2 separate regions of the Mus musculus genome follow, and region 2 is linked to region 1. A link is a loop called in an ENCODE intact Hi-C map of the cell type or tissue named here. Cell type or tissue: gastrocnemius. All regions are shown on one strand. Each heading gives the region's core, and the rest is flanking DNA. Links, peaks and the distances in the headings are about the cores only. Region 1 has its middle 46 kb from the start of Gm46397. Region 2 has its middle 21 kb from the start of Gm36703.

What was found. Peaks named below come from ENCODE experiments on the same cell type or tissue, not always from the same donor. Only the 100,000 strongest peaks of a DNase experiment are listed, where the experiment ranks them.
Region 2: a loop joins it to region 1, with 2.9 times the contacts of the local background. A loop is called at or near these places in 4 of 42 quality-filtered maps.

The regions. Positions count from the first base shown.
Region 1 is chr13:102,391,854-102,403,600 of GRCm38, forward strand. No RefSeq gene overlaps it. Among named protein-coding and RNA genes, the nearest start is that of Gm46397, 46 kb to the left of the region's middle. In gastrocnemius, for the core only: no CTCF peak of the experiment used is centred there; no DNase peak of the experiment used is centred there; H3K27ac peaks cover 2,980 bases.
Region 2 is chr13:102,322,643-102,334,389 of GRCm38, forward strand. No RefSeq gene overlaps it. Among named protein-coding and RNA genes, the nearest start is that of Gm36703, 21 kb to the right of the region's middle. In gastrocnemius, for the core only: no CTCF peak of the experiment used is centred there; no DNase peak of the experiment used is centred there; H3K27ac peaks cover 1,891 bases.

The sequences.
Region 1 (11,747 bases), core at 2,506-10,505:
CTTTGCCAGTTACCAATTTTTTGCCTTGTGTTTGTGGATCAAGATAAAAGCTTTCAGCTGCCACTCCAGCACCATGACAACTGCCTGCCTGTTTGCATATTCTTTTTGCCATGATAGTCATAGACTCTAATGCTCTGGAACTGTGAGCCCCAAATTAAGTGTTTTCCTCGTCTCTTATACTCATAAGTCTTCCCTCTTTTACACAGAGACCAGGCTTTCTAAAATAAAAGGTGTCACATTCCTTTGAGGATAAGCTCTTGCCAATTGTTGTCACATCTGCAACACTTCCAACAGTAAAAGTATGACCTTGAGTATCAGAGGGATGGAGGCTCTACAGCATTCCTCTTGTATTTGCTTAAACTGGAGTCTGGGGATGGCCAGAGCAGCCCTCTCTTCGCTTCTGAGTTCTTCCTAAACTAGCCAACAATAATCTGGAGAATCTGCCTGATTAACCAAAATGGGAGTTTAGAAACAGATTTGGGTTAAAACTTGGGGGTCAGCCATCCTAGAAGCCTGTGATGATTTGGGTGGCATGACTTTGGTTTCCCTAGGCTGCACTCTCTGTGTGCAGTGGGTTCAAACTCTTCTCCTAACTCCTGTGCCCTTGACATTAGGGCCACCAGTGCTATGGTTCCCTGTTGGCATGGGCATTCCTCTTCGTTCAGTGGAGAGTGAGCAGGCTAAGGAGGGAAGCTGAGCAAGCTCACAGAATGAAGGTTTTCTCAGTGTATCTCCAGCCAAAAGGAAAGTGCAAAGAGTTCAAGTTTAAGTAACATTGAAAGGAAAAGTAAGCACCAGCCATTGAGCTTTTTCATCAGCTTCATAATTTCTGACCAAGCAGCAGTTAAAGTTGTCAAAGAAACCACTTTTCATGTATATATGCAAAAAGCAAGGGCAATCATATCCAATGGCCTCTGTGTCTCCTACGGAAGAAATAGTAGCTGCCTAGGTTTAAATATATCTAGGTAGGCCCTGTGTTTAAATAATGGTGATTCTCTTAAGATTTAGAGGCTGCAGTAAGTTTTCTTTGGCACCAAGACCATGATTAACTCCTGTTTTGCCCCACAATTAAACACAGTAACTAGCAGAAGGGATATTTAAATAGTAAAAGGATGAGGTGTGGCAGGCTCAGACAGATCCAGCTGTAAGCATGCTTTAAGGCCACCCTAACGTTACAGACTCTATTCCTTCAGTGTGTGTGCATGCACACGCACATGTGCATAAATGCACACGGATAGGAGACCCAAATTTTTTTTAAGCAATAACCCTACTATCAGCTATAGGGAAACACTTGCAGAGTCTCGGGGTCTCCTTTGTTAAAAAACTCTTCTGCAGACCATGCCATTCTCAGAACACTAGTAAAACGTTGGTTAGAGCAGAAGGTCTTTCTCTGAGAACCGCAGAATTAAAATAGAGCAGCTGTGTGTGATAAAGAGCTGATACATGAAGCTGCACTCACACAATACGAGGGGGGCCTTTTGTTTCCCAAAGAAAAGGCTTTCAGAAGCAATTCAGCGAGGTCCTTCCTTTCTCAAATTCCAATGGCAAATAAATATTAGTCCCCAGAGGGCTCATAAAGACCTCAGAGTCTAAAACAAACAATCCATGGGGTAACATTCAATGCAGTCTATACAGAGACCAATTAAAGTGCTTGGGGTTAATGGAGAAGTTAGTGAATGGTCAAGGAATTCCCTTTAGAAAGAATGCATCCCCCAAAATGATGCTATCAAGTCTTAAACAAGCAGAAAGCCCGAGACCTTCTTGACCTAAGGCTCAAGCCTCTCTAGAGAGTGCACGGTGAAGGAAAAAGAGGATAGATTCCTAGTGGAGCTGGAGGACAAAGTGCTGGGTAACAAGGCCTGGAAATGTCTACCTCGTACTTGGCACCATCTGTGCAGGCCACCTGATAGCCAGGTGTGCTGACACCTGTCTGTGGTTCCAGCACCTGGGAGGCTGGGGCAGGAGGAATGCATAACATAAAGACGGTCTCATATACACAGTGAGTTCCCAGCTAGCTACCAGGAGAAAGCTTGTGGGGAGAGACAGAGGCAGAGACAGAGACAGAGACAGAGACAGAGACAGAGACAGAGGGAGAGACAGAGGGAGAGACAGAGGGAGAGACAGAGAGAGAGACAGAGGGAGAGACAGAGAAAGAAGAGGAGGAGGAAGAGGAGGAGGGGGAGGGGAATAACACAAAGTCAAGAAAGGAAGGAAAAAAGAAATGGGGGGGGGTGAGAGAATGCTATCTGATTTTAAACAAACAGATGAACAAAAAAAAAAAACCCTATATTTTTCAAACTATGCAGTGCTATCTGCTATATACCCAATATATAAACCAGTGGTGTACAAAGGCAAGGCACAATGTGCAAAGTAACCATGATTTGTGGGCCTGTGAGAGGAACAGCTTCCGACATTGACTTGGAGAGCATGCGGGACCTCACATCTTCACAGGAAGCCATTACTTTCCACCAAACTTTCCACAAAGCTTGATGCATGACCCTTGAGCTCAGGAAGCCCAAACTGACACCAGTGCCAAGATGGGCATGTTTATTACTGTTGTTGTTGCTCGGCTCCAACCCCTGCTTGCCCCTGCACAAGCCAGGAAACCCTGCCTGCCTTCCTTCCCCAACCCCAAAGGCACAAAACAAGCAAACAACAACAACAACAACAACTACTACTACTACTACTACTACTACTACTACTACTAAAAAAAACAAAAAACAAAAACAAAAAAACCCTCTGAACAAAGGAAAGTCTCTAAGGACCCAGGTCAGCATTCCTGGCAGCTGTGGCAGCCTCTTCCCCGGAGGCTGCCAGCCACCCAGATCTCTGCCCAAGTGCTCAGGTCTTGACCATACTTGGGCACAAACCCAGCTTATGGCTAACACGTCATCACCCTTTACCTATAGCCTATAACGCTTCCCCATCCTAAGTCAGGGTGCACGACTTCCGCAGCCCTGTTCTTTGGGACTGCTGAACCCGCACGGGGCGGAAGCACCTAATAAACTTATATTTGCTTTTAGTCTGGTTTAATCTGGCCTATATCTGCTCTGCATCACCAAGGGACAGAAATGACCTACATCATCATCGTCGTCGTCATCATCATCATCATCATTTAGCACTGTTGGTTGGAGAATTCTGACAATGTAGAGAAATCATGCACATGTATATATGTATGTACGTATGTATGTATGTATGTATGTATGTATGAATTTTGTGGCTTAGCGTTTTTAAATGTGTGTTGTATAACAGACTATCTCAACAACATGTACTCATTTCACATAGGATACGTACAGTAGACCAAAGCATGGATACCACCAAAACCCAGTTTAATGACCCAGTAAGTTTTCCTGGGGCTACATACAGGAATGTGGGTGAAGGGTTACCTTTAACAGAAGCAGAAATGACTCAAACACCAGCTGCCTCACCAACGCCCACCCAGCACGGATGACAGCTCACAAAATCTAGAAGCCCCGAGCACACTGCGCAGCCTCAGGCACCTCAGCAGTTTGGAGACTGTGCCTTCCTGGTGATCAGTGGGTCTGAGCCTCTTCTGGGCAGTTTGCTTTGTCTTTGCTTCTTCTTGGCAGTGTGGCTGGTTGCTCTTTCTTCCTGGTGGCTGAGTTTGCCTAACAGTCACCTTTCCAGACTGGCTTGTCTGAGAGTGACTCTCAGCGATCTTTGCTATTTAAGTTGGGGGAGGAAGAGCCTAGTGTTTCTGGTCAGTTTCAAGGATTTCCTGAAACTCTTTTGAGTTGTTTACTTCCGGTCTTAAGGAGCTTTCCTGCAGGATGATATGTTTCGATCTCAAAACTTCTACACAGCAATTTGACACCATCCAAAGTCACCTGGGAAGAAGGCTCCCAAAAGAGGAATTGTCTGCATCATGGTGGATTGTAGCATGTCTGTAGAGCATTTTCTCCATTGCTGATTGATGTAAGAGAGGCCAACACACTCTGGATTATTTCTTCCCTAGGGAGATAAGCCTTGGTTTTATTTATTTATATAAATGAAATACATATTATTTACATATTATACATATTATTTATTCATTATAGAATATAAACAAATTATTTAATATTATATCATGCAAATACATTAATAATACATTATATATTATGTTATATTTATTATATAATACATTTTAACATATAATAAGGTAATATATGATTATTATACATTTAATATAATATGTACTAGCTAAACAAGGCAGAAAATTCTTCAACTGTCTCTAATTCAGTTCCTGCCTCCAAATTCCAAGATCCAGCTGCTTCCCTGATTCCCTAGATGACAGAATATAACATACAAATGTAGTCCAAATAAAATCTTCCAACCCTGTCTAAGTTGCTCTCCCTTCCCCTCAGTGTTGATCATGGCAACAGAAACCAACTAGGATGTATATGTACATTCTGGGCTTGCTATGTTTCCATTTGTTTCTACTGGATTTGCATTTCTAAAAATAAACATTAGGATTTCTTTGTCCCCACTTCTTCTTACAAACTTTGAAGTCACTTTTCTCAGGGGAGTGAGTCTGAACTTGGAGCACTGTTTTAAATCTTTCATACAGTGCTCTTCTCACAAAGCAAGCTGAATCACATCAGCGACATTATTCCATATTATATGACATCTCAAAAAATGTCCCTGAGACCAGTCCTTTCAAAATTTGCAACTCTTTACTGGCCTGGCGATGGCATAACCCTGATTCATTTGAAGCTCTAGCTGCTTGCTACACCCTGCATTCTCCGGCGGCCCATTTATCAACCTGTTTTTTAATTTCTACACAGCTGACATACTGATCATGGATGGGCTAAGAAACATACTGAATAATTCATATCAAATATACTTTATTTATTAGATACCTTTTAATACTCCATGGAGAAGTTTGGGTTGTGCTCTTTGTAGAGTTAAGGATGCCTCTCTTACTCTGCAATAACCGTTCTGACTTCCGAAGGACTTAAGACAATGACTCCCAGGGTTTGGAATTTCACAATCCTGGAAATTTAGAAAACTAATCATAAAAGCCACATAAAATATCAGTTTTATTCTGTGTCAGCACATTCAAAATTTCCCAACAGTAATTCTCATTTTTAATGAATTTTAATTCTCTAAAACAGAATATGTATGTGTGTGTGTGTGTGTGTATACATATTAGACTATATGAACAAAAATATAATTTTCCAAAGGGCTATATATAGCTCTGGTAAACTAAGAATGATAGACTCTTACAACATTGTCTTTATTTTACTGAGTTTGTGGTATATGTAAATTTACGGCATATTGAGACTCACTGGCTTAGACTGAAGTGAGATTTCTCTCACTGGGATCAGGAAAACAGCACACATCTAGGGGACCTTTGATGTGGTTAGGTATTCACATTACCCTGAAGATCTGGATGAAAAAGATTAGAAGCACATACCAGCTGGTCTGGATACCATGGAATCATCACAGCGCTGCATCTTGATTTTCTGCTGCTTTGCTATTGACATTTACACTGGAACTTAAAACATCCCAGCATGGATCTTAGCCTGCATGTGCTAGTTTGACCTAGAAACAGTCGCATGCAAATATGTGCCCAAGATAATAATACTGGAAACCTAAGACTCTTAGATCTATTTCCATGGTTAAAACCGGATTCATATTTAATAAATAAACTTCTCAGCTCATTAACAGTTGTCCCACTTCAATTGCTCTGCCACATATTATACAGAAGAGAACATTGCGTTCTTCATGAGATCTCTGTGGTCCGGCGTGCATGGAGATTGAGTTATCAGGTCAACTTGATTTACTTCTGAGCTTCAGCACCCATCAGGACAGAAGGCTACATTTGGAAGCTGCTCTAAGTATTAAAATTATAATCACTGCAAACTAGGTCTAGAAAGGGCAATGACCAGGGCTGGCCAGTTTCTATCATGCAGACACCAGGGAAACTTTTCAAGATAGCAAACCATTAAAGAGAATTTTGATAACAATTATAGAGATTGCTTTCAGTCCTCCCTGAACAAATATATAAATCAGACCCCTAAGGAACCTCATATTATCTGAGGTTAGCTACTTCTGTTTATAAGCCATTTATTTTCTCAATTGGCAGTAGTTCTATGCTTTCTTATAGTTTAAATTATTTTCCTCCCCACTGCTAGACTTGTGACCTTTAGTCTAGACCACTGGTTTTCTTCATATTTGGTACAAATTCTTCTGTTTCTACTCTCCAGATAAGTCCTACTTCTAGTCACAGGAACCCCTCCCTAGACCAGGCCACACAAGCATGGGAGTCCTACCAAACTGGTAATGTGCGGGGTTTTAGCTTTCATTGCAAATTGATTCAATGACTAGAACTTCCTAATGCAAATCCATTTTTCCTTATAACACCCAGTTTCCTTCTTATTTACTTTCTCTGTCTAGTGCAAAAGAGAACTTTGAATCAGTTTTCTTGACTGAACATATGCTCTGCTCAATGGTCTCTAAAAGTACCAAATTTCTGGAGCTGGAGGGAGTAACTGGTTAAGATTGAGAGGAAGGTAGGAAAGGGAGAGAGGAAATAGGAGATAGCACTGGCCTGTAAGTTGTGAATGGTAATTGGGGTTCGTTTTGTCCTTAACAACTGGACACCTCCCTCCCCCCCCAGCAAAGAAACAAACCACTTCCATCTTTCATAAAATTACCCCCCAGATATTGATGATGTAGGAGAAAAGATTGCAATCTCCCTCTTCTCAACAAGATATACTAATAAAACATTTTCTACAATATTGTGTCCAGCTACCTCCTGTAGTTAAAACAATGCATGTCCTTGTGTCTCATGAAAGAACAACACCTAGGGAATGGATACAATAGGTTTCAGTATTCTGTGATCATGAGAAACCCAGCCTACTCTAATAACCTGCTTATTGCCTTCACAAGATTATTTTCTAATTCCTTCCAAACCCTTGCCTTACATAGCTAAATAGCTGTGCTTTTATTAGGCCGAACCCTTTTCTTTATTAAATAAAAGGAAGTCAGGGAGCATGTTATAAAGGCCCAGGGGTGGAGAAGCTATGTAGCAGAGGAAATGATGATCCAGTAATATCCATGAGTCATACTCCTTTTATAGATGGGGACAGCTCTTACAATATATTCTTGGGCAAAGAAGGGGGGAAACACTCTTTATATGATTAAAAATGTCATAAGTCAAGAAAATCAGCAACCTACAGATTGTGAAAAAAACCTTCACTAACCCCACATCTGATAAAGGGCTAATATCCAAATAAATAATGAACATTAGATTTTAGCAAACATTTTTAAAAAACAACCCAAAGATGAGAGGTCCGTTTACATATATTATAATAATCAATATTACACGTGCAAAAAAATTGAAACCAGGCCCAATCCTCTATGTTAAACACAGATTAGCTTCAAATGGACAGAAATGTATTTGCAAAATTTATTATAAGCCTTCAGGGTAAAAAGCAGGAAAATATTCTAAGAGATTGTCAATGAGTGCTTAGAAATAACATCAAAACCAGTTTGTGAGAGTGAAAGTTGCTAAGTTAGAGCTCATCAAATGAAAAAATGTTATTCTGTGGAAAATAGTATCAAGACAACAAACAAGTTGAAGACCAAATATTTGCAAATATAGACCTGACAAAGGTCCCTCTGAAAATTCAACAAATACCCCCTGTTCTCTCTTCTATTTAGACTCCAAGAAAGGACTATAGGAGAAAGGACTATAGGAGAAAGGACTATAGGAGAAAGGACTATAGGAGAAAGGACTATAGGAGAAAGGACTATAGGAGAAAGGACTATAGGAGAAAGGACTATAGGAGAGCAGTTTCAGAAGAGCGGGCTGTGGACCTGAGAAGAAAAGGAGAGACATTAGTCATACATACAAAGTTTCATCCACACAGAAGGGGAAGGGAATTAGTGATCCACTTTGCATGAATGGCCACAGTAAATAACAATGACTGAAAAGTTGGTGCCTCAAAGTTGTCAGGTTCAAAGGTTTTCACTACATACCAAGGATAAGTATAGTGGGTGATAGATTAATTAGCATGAATTAATCATTCTACAACATAATACTCCATTGCATCCCATGAGTACACTAACAACCACTTGTCAAAGTACAAATAAATAATGAAAAACTTATATGCTCAGTGGTAAACAATCACTTAACTGGATCAACAACATTAAAACCCCCATAAGTTGCCACTACACACTTATTAAAATGGCTAAAAGAAAAGATCCAATACCAAGTGCTGACAAGGATGTAGGACAACTGGAAATTTGAGATCTTGCTTATGCATATTTAAATGCTCGCTCTGAAAAAAATAGTTAAATATAGAATCATTACATAGCACTAAAATCTCATTTCTGGGTATAGATCTTAGAAAAAATGAAAATAGTATTTCCACAAATGCTTATACGTGAGTGTCGGTAACACACCTGCTTGTAATAGCCACAAATTATTATGTGTCATTCGGAAGCAACCTGAATGCCTTCCACAGAACTTTTTCCTTTATGGAGTGCTATCCAAAATGAAAAGGGATGAGCTGCCAATGCAGAAAACAAAATTGGCCGATTCTAAGCACATTGTACTACCTATAAGAAACCAGTATCAAAGTTACTTATCTTGTTAGGTGCTGTTTCTGCAATATACTCAGAAAGGCAAAAATTATATCAGTGGAGATTAGTGGTTGTGAGTGGTGCTGAATTAGAGAAAATATATTATTTAAAACTGTACTGGGGGTGGGGGGGGGAGCAAGATAGATGGATGGCTCAGCAAGCTAGATGTCTAGCCTGAGAACTTCTGTGGGATCTTAGGGAGCCACATAGTGGAAGCAACTCTACAGGCTGTCTTCTGACTCGCACATATATGCCTTATCACACATACCATGACATACACACACAAACATACACACAAAGCTACATCACTAGCTTGTTTCATTTTTATGTATGGATTCTTGGACCAGTAGCTGTATAATCAACACAGGAGAAAAGAAAAATAAAATGATTACCCTGCCTTTATCAACAGATTAGAGGAAAAAGGAAAACATTTCATGGGCCATGATAATATTATAGCTCTAAATAAGAATTTGGAGGATTACCATGACTGTAAAGTGGTGTAAGTTAATAGAAAAAAAAAAAAAGACAAACTCTCCTCATTCTCTAGTCTTCATTGTGTGTGTGTGTGTGTGTGTGTTAGCACATGTGTGTAGAGTGATAGGTAATCGAGTCTATGTAATGGGACTTATAACTCACCATGCAAATCTCTTATTTTCTAGATTAGTTCCATTAAACTGGGAAGACCCTCTAAAACTGTGAGCTGTCCTGTACCACAGGCTGGAGGCCCAGAGTAAATAGAAAAGAGAAAGTGAGCTGAGCACCAACCCTTTGCTCCCTGAGTGGGTGGGATGTGACCAGCATCCCCACGCTCCTGTTGCCATGACATCAATCACTGATGAACTGTATAGCCTTAAACCAGGAGCCAACAAGCTGTTCCCTCCTTAAGCGGCTTTGTCAGGTATTCTATCAGATCAATGATGAAGGACATCGATCAATCCAGCACCGCCAGCCTGCTTTCCCTGGCTGTTCCAGTGCCTGCATGTCACCCATACTTGCCTAGCTGGCTTTTGGTCCTTATGTTACTGGGGGTTTGTTGTTGTTGTTTTGCTTTTCCTGTATTCTTCATTCTACTTTTATGAAAAAGAGAAAAAAAAATTAACCAGAGAAAAGATTTGGGAATCACTATGATTTCAAAGTGGTGTAAATTTACAGGAAAAAAAAAAAAGACAAACAGGTCACCCCCATTGACTCCTAGGAGCCTCCCCCATACCAGGTCTCTGGGACTTCCTGGAGATTCACCCCACCCTCACCCCCACCCGACCCCTGGCAGTTGCAGATTTCCATTCATTCTCCTGGCCCTCAAGCCCTCTCTCCGGCCCCATACCTGCTTCTGCTCCCCCACTTTCTCCCACTTAGTTCCCTCCCTTCCTCTGCTTCCTATGACTATTTTATTCCCCCCTTCCAAATGAGATTCAAGCATTCTTACTTGCGGTTTATTTCTTGTTTAACTTCTTTGGGTCTCCGTGGGGGGTGGGGGTGACTGGGAGGGAGTTGAGCATTTGGGATGTAAATAAATAAATAATCCCTTCACTTCAGGTATCTTGAACTTCATATATATGCCATATGTAATGGGTAATCTTGTCAAAGGATTATCTAAAAACAAATTCCAGAAGAACGTCCCAGGTTTAGTACATATGTAATTCTACTTCTTACCACTTCCTGGAAAATTATAAAGAATAAAAATTACAGGCTGATTTTAATCAGTTTTGTTTTTGTTTTTTATTATGGACATTTATGAAGGATCTACAGATTTAGATCTAATTAAGTCATTTCCCTCATTGTTTTTATTGCTAAATATATTGTATTAAATTCAGAGTCATAAATCAAAATAATCAGAACATTCATTCAGCTAAAAGTCAGCCTCACTGGAGATAAATAACCTTTGGAAAATGAGAAATGTCCCATAGTGCTAACCCATAAGGAATATACAATGAAGTCTTCATTAATTTGTCAGCCTATAATTGGGAAATGTGCTTAATTAGTTATTTATGGACCGTAAAGAAGGAAAGAGAGCTAGTTATGATCCCAGTCTCCGTGTCTCACACTTTGTTTCATTTTTTAAAAGATATTTTAAAAACATCTCCCAGAAGAATTGTACAAGATCAAGCCAGGCAATGTCCTCCCATGGAGTGAGAGCAATTAATGAGCTCTCACCTCTCACTGAGGAGCAATTGACAGTTGAGGGCTTTTGAGGGATGGTCAATCAGTGTTCTTTAAGGGTTTGGCCCCTGATATCTCAACCATGCTCTAGTGCAGTTCTCAACCTATGCGTTGTGACTCTTTTGGGAGGCATCAAATAACCCTTTCACAGAGGATGCCCAAGACCATCTGCATATAAGATATTTACATTTCAGTTCTCAACAGTAGAAAATAACAGTTATGAAGTACCAATGAAAATAATTTTATGGTTGGGGATGACCACAACATGAGGAGCTATATTAAAGGGTCTCAGCATTAGGAAAGTTAAGAACCACTGATCTAATGGATGGACCCACACCCTAAAAGTACATGGGTAACACAGAATGGACTGGGTGGGTTATTTTTTTTAAAAAAAGAAAAAGGTTGTAGGTTCTCCTTTAAGATTCGTGACTTAAAGGATTCATGACTGAGTGATGGTTTTCTGTAATGATCTCTATCTGTTGCAAAGAGCATACTCCCTTGGTGCAGGAAAAGGGTCACACTTCTCTGTGGTTATGTGGACAAGTCTGTAGAGTTCACTTTCACCTCAGGGAGCTCCAGAATCCTATGTGTGATGTTAATGGTGTCTTTAGCAGCAGAGACTTAACCTTCTATCTCTGAGGACAACCTAGGACAACAGCAATAGACTGTAATGTTTTGGGAGTCTCAGGCAATTCTGAACAGCAACACAGAGAATGACTTCTCGTACCCTGGTGCTGGGCTTTTGTTAACCCCTAAAACCTAAGTAAGGCTCAGGAAAGATTGCAGAAAAGTGAAGAGGCACAAAGGCAATAAAATCCAGAAGATCAGGGAGTTTGCTGTGAGAATGTGTATTCTAGTAATGCCAGAAAGCATGTCCATAGTCTTATAGTCTCAGCAACATGACCGTCAAAGCACGTACTGAACAAGGACAACAATAATAGACATACCACGGTGAATTGGGGGTGGAGCACAGAACCTCACCCATAGACAAAGAA
Region 2 (11,747 bases), core at 1,387-9,386, 70 kb before region 1:
TATCCGTCATGCCTCATGTTCATAGATGGAACACAAGATGTACTGATGTTAAGATGGTGTTACGGATAAACTATTTTCCCCTAAGTTTATGCCTGGCTAATGTCCTGCCAAGGAAGGCCTAGACTTTTCTTCTTCCCATATCACATTCTAACAACGTGTCTGATCAAACAGGGGCTTGGGAGCCTGAAAATTAACATAAACCATTTTATTATAAAGAACTTAACACAATAATAGACTGAACTTCTTATATTTCTCTTCATGTCAGCATAACCCCCCAGAGAATTTTTCCATTGAAAATTGATACTTTCAATAGTAGTAAACTAAATTTTAGAAAAAAGAAGTAACATCTATAAGTCTTTCTAATATACTCCCAATGATGCAAGGCTAGGTTAAATTTCTGAATGCAGCAAATCTATCAATGGACAGGCCTATAAATTGGTATCTGAGAAGCAAGGGATGAGTTATTCACCTGGTCTCTTTGCCTACTATCTTCTTCCATAACAATAGAACAGATTAGTAAACAACAAGGCCAGCGAAGCTGTAATAACTCTAAGCAAACAGCCTATCACTTCTCCTGCATACACGTAGACTAGTGCTGGCTTACTTTTTATTTTGTTTGATTTATGATTTTATTTATCATTATTATTGTTATTGCTGTTTTGTGTTTTCTATTGGGCTTTTCTCTTTGTTTTATTTTGGATACTGGCCATGCAGTTTATCCCCAGGACATTATCCAAAGAAAAATTAAGTTTTTGGACTGGCTCCACATGGGGTATCTACAAAGGCCTACTATCATGCACCCTGGATGACTTTCAGTTTTTCCAAAGCCATCTGGAGTCTTTTAAAGTTGTCATTGTTTAAAGAACCTGCAGAGTCAGGATAGAACATCTCACATCTCCAGAGAAAAGAAAGGCATACGGTTTGAAGGTAGCTGACAGAGATGGAAAGTCCAGCACAGACTTCTCCTGCACCTTGCTTCACCTGCCTTTCCCTTCCTAATGGTCCCACACACATGTCAGCTGCAGCTGCATGCTCCCCGGACCGTTACCTGCCTGGATTTGTAGAAAACATGGCTATATTCTTTGCTAGTGTTCTCTCCTTCCCTACAACTCTTATCTTGACACTTAAACACGTACAACAGCTATCCTTCCTCTGTATTTCTCCCAGTGTCTGGGGTGGAAATGCCAAGCTTATTTCTGAATTTATAACCAAATAATTTTTTAGTCCTCCAAGTCTGTCTTCCCAAATTCTGGTGCTATTACTATTTTCCTAGTGGTGGCTTCTCATGTCTGATGTATGTATGCTTTTACTTCCTTTCTTCCCAAGGAGCTCTTGCTCTGCTTCCATCCCCTTATTTCCCACTACTACAGAGCCCTAGATTTGAGTCTCTTTTTCTCACCTCTCATTTCATGCTTCAGCATCTATCTTCCATATCCTCCTCCTCACCTCCTGCATCCCTTCTGTCTCCATCCTTGAACGGATGTCTGGCTTCACTGGCATAGCCGCTGAGTACTTGATTTTCTCTTTTTGCCTTAACTCATTGTGTTCCCTTAGCAAATGGGTATTTTAGGAAGTTAGACATAATTTTAACTGAGATTTCTTCATAGAACTCAAAATAAAAGCGCAATTCAAAGAAAAGCCAAGGCAGGTTGACCTCACCATATTTCTCAAGAACTCAAATATAGGGTAATTTACCATGGCAGAAACACATCCAAGGACACATTCTGTCATTATCATGAAAGCTCAATAGGCCTTGCTCAAGAGGAAAGGGAACATGCAGTTCAAATCCATTCCTATTTAGATAATGTGATCTCAACTTGTAGTGGCTAGAAATAGAGGTCTCAGGTTCCTGGAAAGATTTGACTCTAATTTCTGTCTCCAAAGAATTGGAGATGAGACACTGAAGGGTGTAGCTGCCTGCAACACTCAAAACAATAAAAATAAAAGCACAGTCTGTCAGTACTTCTCAAATATAAGAAGTCTAATAAGCATATTTATGTTTTGAAAATATATGTCACCTATGGAAATGCTTATAGCCCCACTGTAGAATCAAGGATAATTATGAGCTTTGAGCTGTTATAGTAAGATAGTCGAAGTCCCAAGTTTGGGATGCAATCTTCCAAAACAATGTCAAATTGTCAGTGATTACTTAACATCTTTCCCTCTTCTTGAATGTTACTGGAAATATTTCGGGTTCTTTCTGTCTTCAATGGCTTTTTTGAGATTATCTACCCATGTAATCTGACCTCTAGATTATAAATTGATGTCATTCACATAGCTATCTACATAAAAAGAACAAAGAAAAACATTTGAGAATATCTTGTTCCTTAGTCCTCAACTGATTTCAACTACTGTAATTTAAATATATATAAACTTAAGAAAATGGAAGCTCCAAATGAGGCAATTATGTGGAGATGGGCATTCAGGCTTGGGAGTCACTTCAGGTACTCTGGAAGAATACTCTTTGAGGATGAAGGTCTTGATAAACAATAATGCTCCTTTCTTCCCACCTCAACCTCACTGAGTCATACAGTAGCTACCCACACACTCCTTAATAGTTACTCCATGCTCTTTTGGCCACATAAAATCTGACCATCGATTTTCAGAACACCAGGAGTTCTAGCTAGGGTTCTGTAAAAGCTAAATGTATTTTGTATGCCAGTCTTTTCTCTCCTACACAGTGCCCTGGGTAAGAAGAATACACCTCCATGCATAACAAGGCTGAGCAGTCACAAATATCTGGGATCCCAAGGCCCCACAAACTCCCCAAGAGTAAGAAGACAGATTTTATGCTGTCGTTGAGTTATTTTGCACGCAGGGTCTGAGTCACTTTTTAAAAATAGAATGAAACCAATGAAAAATTGATTAAACTACAGGATCCTTACTACATATTCATTATTAAACAGTAAGGGCTTTTTGTGGAGTTGGGGAGGCAGCTTGTATTTTTTTCCAATTAACAATATTTATTCATAAACTGAAAATTCAAATGGATTTTAAATCTATTCTCTATACATAATAAGCAGAAACATACATGAACTATCCTCTGTACATAATAAGAAGAATCATAGATGAACTATCTTTTCATTAAAAAAAGACCCAGAGATTAAGTTATAAAGCATACATAGTGTACTTAAGAGTAATGATGACTATAAAATGCCACAGCCTGCAGAGCTTTGGGGTTAACCTGACAGGGGAATTGAGGAAATAAAGAAAAGACAGACACACCAACTTGAACTGAGAAGCTGAGCTTGCATGGACCATGTAAAGTGATGGAGTTGCATCAGCCAATAGCCCAGAAACTCCAGAGTGTATGTCTTATGTGTCTGCATTGAGAAGGCAGGTTCATTTTACATAGCTGAACAAGGAAAAGGGGAGAGGATGTCTCTTTAGGGGACAGTTTCATGCTGTAAACACCAGGAGAAAGAAGCTATGGTTAAAATGTCAACATCCACACAGGGACCAGGAAGTGGCTTTGCTACACCCCCTGAACATGACCTGAGAAAAGTTTTTCCATTCTCCTGGGTTTGAGGCATTGGAGTCCTTGATATGGCCATGCTCCTATCAGCAATACATGTTCCATCAGAATCTTATCAGCTCGCCACAGTAAAACACGGTGTTTCTGTTTCAGAGTCACATGCTTCACTAAATAAAGTACAGAAGGTGAACATGGTTTTGAAAGCCATAAGCAAGAAAATGATGTTTCTGGTACTTTAAAAGAAAAAAAATCTGTAAACCTAGATAGTCAGTATACAGGTACTTTAAAATCCCTCTTTAAAATCCCTCTGTGAAAATGTAAACATCTTCACATCTTGACAAGAGATCAAGAATAGAACATATTAACCTCATGGAGCTTGTAAAAGTAATTGCATTTAACTATATGACAATGAAACTGAGCACTTCTGTAAATACTTCAGAAATGTCAAGGAAATGTAAAGTTGTTTACATTTGGAACAATTGTTTGGGAGATGAAATCTTAAAAGTTAATAATATAAAGTACAGGAATCAAATATTCATGTAACATACTCATTACTTTCCTTGTCACTGTGACTAAATATTACAGAAGCAACAGTATCAGTTGGGGACAGTATCAGCACGTACCCTCCCATTGTGCCTGGAGTGACTCTCCACAGCAGGGAGTTGGCATCATGAAAGTTAGTGGCATGCTTTGTTAACATCTTTGTACAGCTAGAAGCAGAGAAGGGAATCGGAAGCAAATGTGGTTATAACTTCAATAACCTATCCCTAGTGACCCATCTCCCCCAGCCAAATCCCACCTACCAGCATTGCCACCACCCAGAGACCAATTGTTCAAACACAACAGCTTATGGGAGACATTTTATATTTAAATCATAAGGGATGGCAATGAATTTTTTGCTCTTCCTCCTCCTCCTTCCAAAAACTAATACAGTATAATAAACATAGTTTGATGTAGGGCTAAGCCAAGTAAAACAAAATATATGGACAAAAAATAGTTTCAAGTACTTTCTGAAAATTTGCTTTTCGGTGGAAGGATGAGCCTTGCCTTTCTTACTTTTCTGTGTGTTTTCTATGTCCCTGTTTTCTAGATAAAGGATTTATAAATTCTAAGGTAAAAGAAAAGAAGAGGGGAGGGAGTGAACACGGCTTGACCCACTATCTGCTACTCCTCGGTGGTACACCAAGCTTGGTGAGAGGTAAGATCCTAAATACTTCTCGTCCTGGACTCCTGTGTGTTTGGAAACCATGATCTCTCTCTCTCTCTCTCTCTCTCTCTCTCTCTCTCTCTCTCTCTCTCTCTCTCTCTCTCTCTCTCTCTCTCTATGCATGTATGTCTTTTTTCTCTTTAAAAACTTTCTTATCTCACATATTACATACCAACTGTAGTTTCCCTCTTCTTCCCTCCACCCAGCCTCTCCCCTCCCATTTCCTTTTCTCCCCAAGATTCACTGCCCCACCTCTCCTCAGAAAAGACCAGGCCTCCCAGGGACATCAACCAAATACGGCATACCAAGCTATAATAAGATCAGGTACATACCGTCACATCAAGGCTGGATGAAGCAACCCAGGAAGAGGAATTCTCAACAGAAGAATCTCAAATGACTGAGAAACACTTAAAGAAATGTTTAAAATCCTTAGCCATCAGGGACATGCAAATGAAAATGACTTTGAGATTCCATCTTACATCTGTCAGATCAAAACACAAATGACAGCTCATGCTGACAAGGACGTGGAGCAAGGGGAACACTCCTTCACTGCTGGTGGGCGTGCAAATTGTACAGCCACTTTGGAAATCAATATGGTGGTTTCTCAGAAGATTGAGAATCAATCTACCTCAAGACCCACTTCTGGTAATATACCACTTCTGGTAATATACCCCAAAGATGCCCAACCATACCACAAGAACACATGTTCTGCTATGTTCATAGCAGATTTATTCATAATAGCCAGAAACTGGAATTAACCTAGATGTCCTTCAACCAAATAATGGCTAAAGAAAATGTGGTACATTTGCACAATGGAGTATTACTCAGCTGTTTAAAAACAGTGATACTGCAATATTTGCAGGTAAATAAACAGAATTAGAAAAAAATTATCCCAAGTGAGGAAACCCAGACCTGGAAAGACAACTTTGGTATATACTCATTTATAAGTGGATATTGGCTGTGAAGAAAAAGATAAGCATGCTAAAATCCACAGAGCCAGGGAAACTACAGGTTTTTAGAGAGCATCCTAGGTTATGTTTGGAACAGGTTCAATACCCTACCTATAAGGTAATGGCCCCAAAAGATGCTGTTGCAAACTAGTTTGAGAAACTGCTATTGGGCCATGTCAGAGGCACATTACTACATTGTATCTGTCTATACCTTCTGGAGCAGAAGGGCTCTGTGAGCTGAGAATTAAATAGGAGAGATAGATAAGCTAGTGGATAAAAGGCAGACAGGATGACACAAATATTGATACTTGCAGCTAAGTACTTCTCAAATCTGGCAGTCCATTTTAGTCAGCAGGGATACTGCTCACCAAGGTGGAACTCCTTGTACCAGCAACATCAGCACCAGCTGAGACCTTAAATAACACAGATTCTCCAGTTAAACCCTACACCTATGGAATCATAATCTGTCTTTCACCGTGATGTTAGGACTCGCATGTCTGGCAAGTTTGTAGAAGGCCTTTCTGAGAAACTCCACAGATCAGGTTTCTGAAATTGATACCTTCCATTAACATTTCCCTACATTGTTAACCCCTTAGCCCCTAGATTCGTATATGCATTGAGTGGGGGGTTGTTTCTTTTCCCTTTGGAGTACTTATACTCACCATAAACCTCCCACTTAATTTATTAGAGAAAACAGTTGATGAGAAGGAGCCAGGATTGGCAATCTGGTATAAAGTATTTTTTTTATCTTACCACCAAGTTTATAAAAGTGTACCTCAACTTTCACCCTTTCCATATTATTCCACAGCACACACACACTTCCTTTTGTCTGAAAGAGTCTTCCCCACTGCTATCTTAAGTGCTGAATCATCATCAAGTCCCAGATTAAAAGCCATTTCTTCAGCTGGGCATGGTGATGCATTCCTTTAACTTCAACACTCAAGAGAGAGAAGCAGGTGGCCCTCTGTAAGTTCAAGGCCAGTCTGTTCTACATAGTGAGTTGCAAGATAGCCAGGGCTACATAATAAGACTCAGACACACACACACACACACACACACACACATACACACACACACAAAACAATTTTTATAATATTTTTATTAGATATTTTCCTTATATACATTTCAAATGCTATCCTGAAAGTTCCCTATACCCTCCCCCCCCCGCCCTGCTCCCCTACCCACCCGATCCCACTTTTTGGCCCTGGCATTCCCCTGTACTGGGGCATATAAAGTTTGCAATACCAATGGGGCCTCTCTTCCCAGTGATGGCCGACTAGGCCATCTTCTGCTACATATGCAGCTAGAGACACACGCTCTGTGGTACTGGTTAGTTCATATTTTTGTTCTACCTATAGAGTTGCAGACCCCTTCAGCTCCTTGGGTGCTTTCTCTAGCTTCCCCATTGGGGGCCCTGTGTTCCATCTTATAGATGACTGTGAGCATCCACTTCTGTACTTGCCAGGCACTGGCATAGCCTCATATGAGACTGCTATACTAGGGTCCCTTCAGCAAAATCTTGCTGGCATATGCAATAGTGTCTGGGTTTGTTGGCTGATTATGGGATGGATCCCCCGGTGGGGTAGTCTCTGGATAGTCCATTCTTTTGTTTTAGCTCCAAACTTTGTCTCTGTAACTCCTTTCATGGATATTTTGTTCCCTGTTTTAAGGAGGAATGAAGTATCTACCCTTTGGTCTTCCCTCTTCTTGATTGTCTTGTGTTTGCAAATTGTATCTTGTTCTATGTTTCTGGGCTAATATCCACTATCAGTGAGTGCATATCTAATGACTTCTTTTGTGATTGGGTTACCTCACTAAGGATGATATCCTCCAGATACTTCCATTTGTCCAAGAATTTCATAAATTCATTGTTTTTAATATATGAGTAGTACTCCATTGTGTAAATGTACCACATTTTCTGTATCCATTCTTCTGTTGAGGGACATCTGGGAATTTTTTGAAAGCTATTTCTTTAAACCCTGTTCTTAAGTTAGGCTCCCTGATAATTCTGGTTGCCAACTTGACACCTATGAAGTGAGAGCCTCCACTGAAGAATTGTCTCCATCAGAATGGCCTATGGGTGTGCTCTCAAATATTTTCTGTATTGCTAATTTATGTTGGAGGGGGCCAGGATACTGTGTAAGAAAGGTAGCTGAACATGAGCCTGGGAGTTAGTCAGGAAGCAACACCATTCACAGTTCCCGTTTCAGCTACTGCTTGAGTTCCTGCCCTGACTTGACTCAGTGATGGGCTTTTGCCTGGAAGTATAAGCTAAACCAAGCTCTTCCCTGCCCAAGTTTGTCTAACGCCATGCTTTATCACAGCAATAAAAGGCAAACCGGCATATGAAGAACCACTAGTACCGTGATTCTTCAACTAACAGCAACTCCATGAAGGCTTGTGAAACAAATCCGTTATTTTCTGTTGTAAGATACACAAAGCTTCATCTGGACAGTCAACTTTATTAACTATGTCATCGATCTTTCTTTGTAGTTTATTTGTTTTTAGCCATCCAATCAAAGCTCAAGTTGAAATCTTCCCATTATACCCCTGCTTCAGCATTTTTGTCAGCTTCCTCTCATTTTCTCGTGATGTCCCCTCCTTGACATTCTAGTCAGGCAGCCATCTATAAAGCAGGAAGGCATTACGTTCAAATGCATTTGTTAGTGAAGTGTGTCATATTTTATCATAAACTTGATAATCAACATAAGAATATAACCCTCCAAATTTTATAATAGTCTCTACCTTTTATGCTCAGACAGCCATTTTTGCTTGTTCCCGGTATTTCTCTGCTACAGTTCTGCCTTTGTCTTTTAGTGTTTTTTTTTGTTTGTTTGTTTTCTCTATTTAAACATGAGCATCTATGTCTATTATTCATGAAGTTATCATTCCCAGTCATTACTACTCCCAAAGGTTGGGCTAATGCTAAATGTAAAGTTATTATATTAATAATTTTTTGGAGAGAATGGGAACATGTGAGGAATAGATGGATGCCCATAGCGCATGGGAAAGATTACGAATGGAGAATCAGAATCTGAAGGAACTAAGATTAAGACACGGGGCCTAAGATGAAAGCTGTTAAACAAGCTTAAAAAGCTACAAGCAATCGAGAGAGGAATGGCTTTCCATTCCTAAGTCAACAACAGTCTTGCATGTTCACCCCGAGAACAGGTGGGAACAAGAGGAGAGTTCAGTGCAAAGGACACGTATACTTTCCTTCCGAGTTCTTCCTCCCCGCTCTTCTCTTGCTTTACATTTGCCCTCTGCTCATCTCCTCTTCCTTCCTCCAATCTGCACACACCCATAAAGTTATCAACACTGGTATTAGGAGGAATCTGTGCATACAACCACCATCCATTCTCAGTAAAACATCTGTGGCATGCTGTTCGTCAGAGTTAATCCCCTAGCACAACCTGCCCTGCGCACATACTGTTCAGTCCGTAAACACAGATGCCTGCAGATGCAGGCCTGCATAGATGTGCACTCTCTGGAGTGTGTTTGAGAAACTCAAGTATACTTAATTCACATCTTTTATGCTGTGTGTTTCTGGGCTTACAAAAAACCAACTCTAACAAAACAAACAAACAAAAAAGTCCAAAACAACTTTGACCATGGAATCCTTTTTTGTTTCATGTTAATTCATGCTTTAATAACATAGCCTTGGAAGGGAAACCTTTCTTTAAGAGCCAATGTGATTTTTTTTTTTTTTTTACTAGAACTAAACACTAAAACTTGACTGTCTTTGAGGTGAAAAGGAGGCCAACAGTCGTTCTTTGGGACCTTTGAAGGAACTGTCACATGTACTACATACACACATCCTTCATCTAGGTTTGTTTTAGTTTATATCATGGAAGCCACACAGGAGAGGAACCAGATGGTTTTGGTGCAGACCCTAATTGTGCCTTTTCTCATTGAGGGAACTTAGGGATGCCACTCAACCCCTTGGAAGTCAGCTTCTTAATTTCCCAACTCTAAAACAGAAGTGGTATCTGCAGGATTCCTTGGGGCTTCCTGGGATAGTTTGTGAGCTTTTTTTACTATGGGGGGATAAGATATAATGATTTACTGTGGAGCAAAGCAGGAGAAACAGAGTTGGAGTCAGCCTGAGAGGTCACAATTCCACTTTATTACTTCCCAGTTGCATAAGCCTAAGCGAAATTCTTACCCGATCTGTGCTCTCTTCTCTGCAACCTGAAAAGACAGGGAGAATATAGCCAACCAGCTGAAGATTTGTTGTTAGGGATGAAAAGAGCCACGTGTGTGAAGCATTTGAGAATGTCTTATCATGGAGAATGTGTGTTGTACATTTTACATATTGACTCCATTGTTATCATTGCAACTGGAGACATCCGAACTTTTTTATTGAAACATACTAAAAGCATTATTAAAAGGTGTGGGGCTGTTTTTTGTGTTCTCTTAGTGTCTGTATAACATCTGTCCAGGGATCCATCCCATAATCAGCATCCAAACGCTGACACCATTGCATACACTAGCAAGATTTTGCTGAAAGGACCCTTATATAGCTGTCTCTTGTGAGACTATGCTGGGGCCTAGCAAACACATATGTGGATGCTCACAGTCAGCTATTGGATAGATCACAGGGCCTCCAATGGAGGAGCTAGAGAAAGTACCCAAGGAGCTAAAGGGAACTGCAACCCTATAGGTGGAACAACAATATGAACTAACCAGTACCTCGGAGCTCTTGTCTCTAGCTGCATATGTATCAAAAGATGGCCTAGTCGGCCAACACTGGAAAAAGAGGCCCATTGGACTTGCAAACTTTATATGCCCCAGTACAGGGGAACGCCAGGGCCAAAAAGGGGGAGTGGGTGGGTAGTGGAGTGGGGGGCAGGGTATGGGGGAATTTTGGGATAGCATTGGAAATGTAAATGAGGAAAATACCTAATAAAAATATTTTTTAAAAAGGTGTGGGGTTTTTCTCCTTCACATTGAGAACAAGAGCGGTGAAAATGAAAATGAATTATTTTAGTGACAGAAGTGGACACATCCAGTCTAATGCCCTGGCTCCTTTTTCATTTAACTCAGCTTGGTTGCATTCTTCACAGGCTCTTCGTGGCTCTTTGGAAGAGACAAGAATCCCCTGTCAACTTCATAAATCTCAAAGCCTTTTCTCCTCCTGTATTCATTTAGCTATAAGGAAATCACACACACAAACACGCACACACATACACACTCACACATTGTATACATACATATACACAAAATGTTACACATGGACTTAAATGGTGTGGTATTACTTTATTTAATTTTCTCTGACTTTTTCCATATTCTAAGTCTAATGCAGTGAAATTCCCAAATGAAGCAATTTTGTAGTCATATGTGACAAAAGAACCTATTTTATCTTTGAGAAATATGACCATGGAAACAATGTATTTCAGAAAACATCCTTCCTTACTGGTGCAGCTTGATTCAGCCAAGCAACCAACTAGTATTTTACAGAGAAGGGGGAAAAAACAGAAAGGCCCTAAATGCACGGTTATACAAATCAATGCATTAGCCACAGGGAACACTTTCACTGACTGTGACTAAAGTTCATCAGGAGGTACACATGAGGGTGTGTTCCTGTCATCCCAGCAGGCAGGATTCTTAGCTACAGACTGGCTCTATGGTAATTACTTAATTAATTAATATAAATAATAAACAAATAAAAGTCTTCATTTCAACCTGTGGCATCTGCTTGTCCAGCATCCAGCATCCAGCCCTTCCCCCACCCTTTGAAAAGATGTCTTCTCTCTAAAATGCCCAAGAGATTGAGTCTTCTCTCCATAATTCTAAAATTATAATCATATGTTTGATGCTAAATGCTGGTTAGATCTCTTATTCCAAATTGAATTAGTTCTCAAAGGCGATTCCAAATTAGTGATAACCATATGTTCACATCTCAGCAACAGGCACGCGAAGCTATTTCTAGGCTGTTAATTATGCAATCACCAGGGAGTGCGTTTCGGGGTGGGGGTGGGGCTTCTCCTATACTACCATACTGACCCCCCGAAAATCTAGACTCGTAAGCATGACATCAGACATAATTCTTGGACAAATTATATCAGTAACACCTGCAGATCATATATAAAAACAGCAAGACAGAAGCCAGAGA